Regions from separate parts of the Homo sapiens genome. Here region 1 is linked to region 2. A link is a loop called in an ENCODE intact Hi-C map of the cell type or tissue named here. Cell type or tissue: PC-9. All regions are shown on one strand. Links, peaks and the distances in the headings refer to the core of each region. The heading gives the core; the rest is flanking DNA.

What was found. A loop is a pair of places that touch in the nucleus more often than their neighbours do. Peaks named below come from ENCODE experiments on the same cell type or tissue, not always from the same donor. Only the 100,000 strongest peaks of a DNase experiment are listed, where the experiment ranks them.
Region 1: it touches region 2 in a loop (2.8-fold over the local background); 2 of 110 quality-filtered maps call a loop at or near these places.

Annotation. Positions count from the first base shown.
Region 1 is chr2:170,120,951-170,125,490 of GRCh38, reverse strand. No RefSeq gene overlaps it. Among named protein-coding and RNA genes, the nearest start is that of MYO3B, 55 kb to the left of the region's middle. In PC-9, for the core only: no CTCF peak of the experiment used is centred there; DNase peaks (open chromatin) are centred at 1,660, 2,130 and 3,610; H3K4me3 peaks cover 622 bases; H3K27ac peaks cover 3,872 bases.
Region 2 is chr2:170,177,899-170,182,125 of GRCh38, reverse strand. MYO3B (myosin IIIB) reads right to left here and starts at 3,979. Exons shown (of 35, transcript NM_138995.5): 1 at 3,837-3,979. The coding sequence starts at 3,838. RefSeq lists an enhancer at 1,568-1,797. In PC-9, for the core only: no CTCF peak of the experiment used is centred there; a DNase peak (open chromatin) is centred at 2,025; H3K4me3 peaks cover 420 bases.

The DNA of each region.
Region 1 (4,540 bases), core at 215-4,214, 57 kb after region 2:
TCCAATATGGCTGGTAGAAAGAAATACTATTCTTGGCCCTGTACAAACACTAGATATCCTTTTGGGTGATTCTTTCTTTGGCCCTGTGTAGTTTTCTCATACACATGCACTGATTAGTACTCTGCCAATACACAAGGGCAGCCCTCTGCAGATCTCTGGAATTCCTTCTCTGTGGAGCTCTTTCCTCCCCAGCAGTCCATCTATGAACTCTAGCTGCTTTGGACTTCACAGACTCTCAGTTCAGCCTGTTCAATTCAAGGAGTACACCAGGTTCCATTTGGAATTTTCTTCTTTGCTCTACAGCCTGGAAATGCTCAATAAAGTAAGAGTAATTATAAGATTTATTTTATTTGTTTCTTATTTCTTTGTGATCACTGTCCTTTGTAACTTGATAACCACTGTCTTGAAAAATCACTGGATTATATATTCTTTTCACTTTTTTGGATGTTGTTTTTGGCTGTTTCAGGTAAGATGTAAACGTGGTCTGTTATTCCATCTTAACCAAAAGTGGAAACCTCTATTAGCAATTTCAAATTTATAATGTGTTATGATTTCTATTCCCATTCTTAATATTCACTTTTCTACTTAATTTTCATTTGTAATTTTGTGTTCTTTTTCTTAAAGAAGGCCCTCAACCTTGGGTCCTTTACTCAAGCTCTTGAGATGAACCACCTGGTTAGAATTCTGTCTCCACCACTTGGTAGCTTGTGACCATGAGGAGCCTCAGTACCTCAGTTTCTTCATCTATAAAATCAGAATGATAATAGGAATTACCTCATGATGTTGAACGTCAAGTGAACTATTACATCTAAACTACTTAGAAAAAAACCTGGAACATAGAAACCATTCAAGAATAGTAACTGACATTTACTATTCTTGAGCATCATTAATGTATAGGTGGTACTATAAATTATGGGATCATTTACAGAGAGTGTGAAGGCTTAGGATGGAACCCCACATACATGATGAGAGCAGAGTGTAGACCACAGAGAAAATAGAGCAATGACCAGAAAGCAGGAACAAGAATAATATGGTGTCCTGGAAAACAAAGTAGGCAAACATCCAAAGGAGAGGTTAAACATCAGAATGAGGACTTAAAAATGACCCCTGAATTAGGCAATAAAACAGTCATGACTGATGCTGTGAAATGGGGGTATAAACAGGCTACATCACATATGTTAATGAGTATTAATTGAGATAATTCATGCTAATTCCTTAGCACAGGACTTGGGACATACGAAGTGTTAAAAATATAAGATATCTTAATTGTTATTGTTAAATATGTTTGCCTTTTGTGTCACTGGGCCCAGCCCTTGTCTTACCATAGTATATCAATATTAGGGCAGATACAGAGTCTCTTCTGGTCCCACTGTCTCTATTTGCTTTGTCTCACCACCCATACCCCAAGGTATGACACTAGAAATCCTTCTGTCAAGCAAACACAAGCACGTTCATGCATGCACACATACACACACACCGCATACTACACACATGCGACACACACACATCAAAGTCTGTCCTGCAGGATCCTTTTTTTTTTCCAAGGGCAGTCATTTCCCCCTACTCTGACACTCCCAGTCTATCTTATTAAAATAGTATAGATGTCATGAACAACTACTACTTCCTGTGGATTCAAAGGCCAAGGCCAATCCTGGGTCACATGGCCGCATTCTTTCCGTGCTAGGAGAGATACTTGGGCCCCTCTGGCTTCTGTAGGGAGAAGTACAGCCCATCTTTCCACCAGGATTTCTTCCAAGTAACAAGGGAGATTCTTGGCAGCCAAAGACTAGTGGCTGCTGTACCCTACAGCCACCCAGTTCCAGGGGTTTAGGATGTAACCAACCAAATCAAAAATAAAAATTTTGACAGCCTTGGAATTTAGACAAAACACCTTGAGTTATATTTCCAAATTCTCTTTTTAATTTGGGGAGGCACCAAATCCATTTGGTCACTTGTTTATATGCCTGTATAGATTCCAGGTGAAACATTTGGTCCTTGTGGTTCTGATTCACTGCTGTGTGAATCATATTAATGCTATTTGCATTAATAGCAAGGAAGGTCTATGTTGAGCCCCAAATTACCCCTTTCAAGATGGGAAGTATAATTTGTACCAAGAGTCAACTGATTAAAACCCCAAACACACCTGTGTTCACACTGAAAACCTGCTACCCAGGCTTGTTTGAACTTCATGCTGTGAGTCATTCTAGATGACTAAGTCTCCAAGTACTTGAAAATTCAATCATGTATACACAAAACTTAAAAATTTTAGTGACTTAAGACAAAAATCTTTCTAAACAAATACATTTCAACTTCCTTAAAGTGAACATAATTTTACCTCCTCTTAGAGACTTGGGGTCATCACTGAAAATATCAATAAGTGGCCCAGTCTAGATTAGGTGTAAGAGTCTAAGGGTTATTTAACCCCACACTAAATGGGCCCAGGCTGTTGGTTTTGAGTTCTGGGGACTATTTCAGTTTTTCTGTCTCCCCTCTTGTTGGCACTTGTCATTTCCTGCTGTTATCAGTTTATCTGTCTGTAGTAGCTTCTCCCACATTTAATTATTTGCTGCTTTTTATATTTAAGAGCTTAGAAAACTTATTAGAATTATGTGTAAAGTTAGTGTAAATGGGTTCCAAATGGAGATTTTACATGTGAATAAATTAAAGTTACTCTGAGGCTTTTTCTGAAAATAGGTTGGGTATAAATAAATAAAACAAGTGAAACATTTTGTGACATCGATTTTGGCCTCTTTGGTGATTTGCTGGCTTGTTTTGTCATTCCTGGCCATGTCCTACACTGGTGGGCAGTAGGAACCTCACAAGGGGACTAGGCTTCAGGTGTGCTTCACTCGCTCCAAAACGTCATGGGTATCAGCTGGGTTGGAAATGGAACCAGTCACTTGGATTAGCAATTCTTGAAATACCTCAGGGAAAGACTTGCCAATGACTGTGGCAGGAGGCAGAAGAGCCAGGGGAGGAGGGGGAGGGAGGGGCAGAAGAAGGCACCCTCACAATTTCCTTACTCCTTATAGAGAATTACTAAAAGAATGAGGACTTCCCCATCCCTGAGGGAACTCTGGTCCATAAGTTTGGCTGTGAGTGGGGTCCCTGCCCTCCAGGAGACGTCGGGCTACGAGACACCACACTTCCATCCTGCAGAAATGGCTTCCAGACAGGGCTTCTTCCTCTGCTGCCTCTCCCTGCAGTGCACCATCTAGTCACTGGATTTTTCTGTACCAGGAGAAACCCCCAGCCCAACATTTCAGTATCATCTTGGGGCGCATTTTCAATGGGTGAGTGAGGTGCCAACCATTTAATTCCTTATACAGCAGAAATCTCAACTGTCCCCAGAAGCCTGCACACTGGCTCAGGAAGAGCCCTGCTGCTCCTGTTCCCCCAAAGTCTCCTGGCGTAAGACTGCAGAGGCACCCAACCATTCCTTGCACTGGGACATTGCTCAGGCAAATGGCCCTCCTCAGGCTGTGAGGGGCCCTCTGGGGAGACAGGTGCTCTTGTCCTGGAACACACACTCACATCCTAATCCTCTGTCCCCAGGTAGGCTGGCCTGTGAGCTTCTTTCCAGCCTTTTACAGCCTCTGGGCATTTCACACTTACCTGACCTATTTTTACAAGCTCAAGACAGAGGGCATAGAAAAGTGTGGAATCACTCTGGGGTCTGTGGTGTGCTGGTTCTAAAGCTCAATGTCAAAGTGAAATTCCACCTTTTAGTGGATTCTAATGAATGTCAGCTCATGTTTCTTTATTTTTCTTTTCCTAGAGTGAAAGGAAAGAAAGGTTTTTTTCTTTCAGAAGAGTCTAGATTCTATATTTACAAAGATCTTAAGGGCTATATATTTCCTCAATGACAGGAAAAGTAAAGATTTTCCCTATTCACCCTATGAGGACAGAAGTTTTCTCTTTTATTATTGGGGCATTGTCTTCCCACTTCATCTCCAGCTCAGTGTCCTGGGTCTCTAGGCACATAGTAGCTACTAAAGAAATATTCATTGGTTGAATGAATGAAAGAACGAATGGATGGATGGATGGACGGACGGATGGACAGATGGATGGGTGGGCGGGTGGATGGATGGATGGACAGACGGATAGGTGGATGGGTGGATGGATGGATGGATGGACAGATGGACAGAATTGTTGCCTTCTAGGACACCTTCCCAACTTGGCAGAAACCCCTCATCATGCTCCGTGGTAGCTCTTCCTCAGGGACCTGCCTATCAAAGAGACATCTTTTAAGCCTATTTGGGGTCCATACAATAGAATTTAATAATGAAGACTCCTTTATTTGATTCTTTGCTATCCTTTGCAGAAGAGCTGGATGAAAACCTGGCTGCCTGGGTCCTGGGTAGAATTTCTCAGTGAATGGTTGCATGGTTGTGTGCTTCCAGCACAGCTCAATTCTGTCAGGCCCCTTGGCATCTGCTTTGTTCTGGAATGGCTGTGCACAGTTTGGGGTCTGGACAGCAGTTCAAATGGCCCTTCTGGGGCTCTGAAGCAATTAAAGTTGGGGCCTGTTTTTCTTTGT
Region 2 (4,227 bases), core at 228-4,227:
AAAAGAATTGTTGTAAGTACTAACATTTTTCCAAAAAATAAATAGAAAAGAAGGTTTGTATCAGGAGCTAATTTTCTATCAAGAGTATATACAATAAAAAAGAAAAAGACTCAAAAAATTTAAATGTATAAAAGATGCTAAATCTCACTAGTAAATTTTAAACGGCAAATCAAACTAATGAGATACCATTTGTCTCCTATCACACTGTCAAGATTTTTAGAAGTTTGATAATAGTGTTAAGAGAAATAAGCACTCTGAGACAACATGAGCGAAAGCGTAAACAATCTTTGTGAGGAATTATTAGTCAAAATCTACCAAATGCCCATTCCCTTTGTCTCTGTAATTCTACTGGTAGGCATTTACTTTACATATATAATCAAAAAAAGCACACTTAGATTTATATTAACAGAACATAAAAGAAAAACCATCATCTCGATCGATGCAGAAAAAGCATTCACAAAAAATTCAACATTTATTCAAAATTTAAAAACAACAACAAAAATCTCTCAACAGACTAGAAAGTGAAAGGAACTTCTTCATCTGATACAGGAATCTAGGAAAAACCTGAAGTTAACACCACACTTAATGGTGAAAAACCGAATGCTTTCACCTTAAGATCAGAAGCCAAGGATGTCTGCTCTCATCATTTATATTGAATACTGTGGTGAAGCCAGAATAATAAGTCAAGAAAAAGAAAATTTAAAAATCCAGATTAGAAGGGAAGAAGTAAAATGGGCTTAATTTGAAGATTACATGATTATCTATTTAAAAAACTGATGGAATTTATAAAAACATTACTAGAACTAATTAGTGAGTTTATCAGAATTACAGGATACAAACAAGGTCAATATTTTAAATTCAATTATATTTCTACATACTAGAAAGGAAAACTTTTCAACAGTGCTAAAACAATTGTAGAGCAATATGCAAAAAGAAAAAAAGAATCTTTATCCTTACACCACATATAAAAATTAACTTTAATCATTAAACAGATGTAAGAGCTAAAACTCTATTAAACTTGAAGTAGATAGACATACAAGATTGTTCACTATAGTATTATTTTCAGTAGAAAACCAGATACAACCTAGAGGCCCATCATCATGGAGAGATTATCTAATAAATCATAATAGTTACATAAAATTAAATACAATGTAGCCACAGGTAACCACCAAAAAGAAAAAAGGTAAATTTTCTGCCAATTAATATGGAAAGAATGCCAAATATACAATTAAGATTTGTTTTAAAAGTGTTGAATAGTGTATAGAGAGGACAATTTTTGTGTAAATACAAAGAATATTTGCATTTCTAGTCATTTTATGTGTATATTTGTGTGTATGTCTCTATGTATGTGTATATCCTTATATACATTTTTCCAGAAGGCTACACAGGAAACTCTTAAACTTTAGGGAGAGGTGGTAAAAATCAGAGAGTTTGGAAAAGAGAGAAATTTATATGCTTTTTAAAATTATTACACATTTTTAGTCATGTTTTTTGCTAGTGCATATGTTATTCTACTTTTTAAAATAAATATTTTTTAAAAAAACATATAAGAGATCTCTACAGAGGAGACTATTATGACCCAAATGTGTGCTGAAGTCAGAGGATAGCAGAAACCATATGAAACAGAGGCTCATCCTGAGAAGAAAAAGAAAACAGAGAAATAAGAAACTGAAAGGACCATGCTTGAGAGAGTGAGACAAAGAGGATTAGTGAGTGGGTTCACTGTGAATTCTACATCTTGGCCCTCTGAGGCCTGCTAAGCTTTGCTGTCTGTCCTTGTAACCCATGAAATTTCCTACTGCATTCTTCCAAGCAGCCCCTCTTTTCATGAGCTGATTTGAGTTTCTCGTGAGCTAGTTTTAGTTCCTTAACAACCCCAAATTGGTCTAGTCTGATCCCTTGTTGAATACCCTGAATTAGTCCCTAACGGAGGTACAGCCTTACCTTGTTGAAAGTAAAGCACTCTGCAGCATGCACCCTGTGAATGTCTGCAGTTAGTCAAGCCTAGCGAGCATGATTTAAATAGAAACTTGCCCAGCAACATTTTATACTCATTAGAAAATTCATGATGAAGATTTCCATTGCTCAGTATGCTATTCAGAATATTTTTTCTAGATGTTATAGTATGGTATATATGAATCACAAATCATAGAATGCTTTCAAATCTAGAGAATAGATTTTAGAAAGAAGAAATCGGAAACCTGAACTGTGAAATGTCAGAGGAAATCTGTACAAATATTAAATATAACACCCAGAGATACACAGAATAAGGAAACACATACCATACAAGCGTGAGTAAATTAGAGAATAATTCCAAACCAATACATAAGCAAGTGCATAATAGTTGTGTTAGTCCATTTTCTGCTGCTGTAACAGAATACCACAGACTGCATCATTTATAAACAATAGAAGTTTATTTGGCTCATGGTTCTGGAGGCTGGGAAGTCCAAGATCAAGGGGCCACATCTGGTGAGGGCCTTCTTGCTGCATCATAACATGGTGGAAGGTCTCACATAGTGAGACAGGGCAAGAGAGTGAGAGCTCAAGAGAGAGAAAAAGGAGACTGAACCTATCCTTTTACTAGGAGCCGTCTCCCACAATAACAGCATTAATCCATTCATAAGGGCAGAGCCCTCATGACCTAGTCACCTCTTAAAGGTCCCATTTCTTCTCACAATGGCAATTAAATTTCAACATGATCTTTGGAGGGGACATTCAAACCATAACCATGGTAAAGACGTAAGAGTAGGAACTGGCTTCTTCACAAACCACCTATCTGGATGCTGCTAGATAGGGCCTGTTCAAGTATAGCTCAAATGTCTTCTCTTCTAGGAGGCCTTTCCTAATTTTCCCACTAGAACTGACCTTTATGGTTCCACTGATTATGTACTCTTTTCCTTTCTTTAAATTTTATTTTATTTTAAGTTCCAGGTTACATGTGCAGGACGTGCAGGTTTGTTACACAGATAAACATGTGCTATGGTGGGTTGGCTGCACCTATTAAGCCCCCCATGCATTAGCTATTTATCCTGATGCTCCAGGGGAGACACTCAGGACTGGCATTTGACAGAGCTTGGTAGAGGAATCCAATGATCTCTAGGTTGATCTCTAAGTTCCATCTCTAATGTTCTATGGATTTTAAACCTTGAATATACAAAATTACTGAGAGGAAGAAAAGAATCATGGCATAATGGAATTTATCTACTATTGTTTACATTGTCATGTTACCAAATTAACAAATCTGTCATGATATTGCAGTCACTAAGGAACAATACATACCCACAGCTCTTACAAATGATTAACTAAATGATCAGATTTTTCATTTCCCCACCAAAGCATGAGGAAATTTATCTTAGCTTTAGCTGCCTGAAACCTCTCTTGGGTGAAAAACATTAAAAACATCTGCAAATTACTGATGACTAATGCCCTTCAATTTGGCCTCAAGCTGAGAAATTCTGTGCAGAAATAAAGTGGTTTATAATCCCACAGGTCCATTCTATTATAAACTGCAGGTGGCAAATCAAGTGACTATGAACTATGCTGTGTGTATGTGTGTGTGTGTGTGTGTGTGTGTGTGGTGTGTGTCTGTGTAAAAAGCAATACTCAAGAGGGTGTTTATCCTACTCCTTCAAGAGAAATTTAACCACCCAGACAAAAGGCAAATGCTAACTGAGAGGACCCAGGAATCTGGGTGATGTCAGACAGAGGCCCAAAGCCAGAGTGGCTGTCATCCCCCTCCACTGCCCACCAGCCAGGGCAGCTGCATCTGCCCTTTGCAGAAAAACAATCTAAAGCAAGCACAGAAGAAAGCTGGAAGGAAAATAACTGCAACTCACATCGATGACCTATTTTCTGAATCCGGCTTATGAGAGATTGGATTCTCATTCCTCCAAAAACCAGCAGAACACTTCAGGCCCAGAAAATGGTGTCTTTGATGACTAGAATGTATGACACATCATTACCAAAGGACTTTCGATCTAGGTTCCAAGAGGTGTTAGCCTCAGATGACTATTGTGGGAGGAGCTGATAAATCCACCAAATCCTTGGTGACTTTGCTTCACTATTAGGCAAGATTAAGATGATGCTAATTGGTAGTGAGCCTGATCTATTTAGTGTCTCCTACCAGGACACAGAGCAGAATCAAAACCATTCTCACAGATCCTGTTTGCATGTCATTTAACAGTTCCAATGTGATATTCCCCCAACCTTTTAAAGTTCCTTCATTCC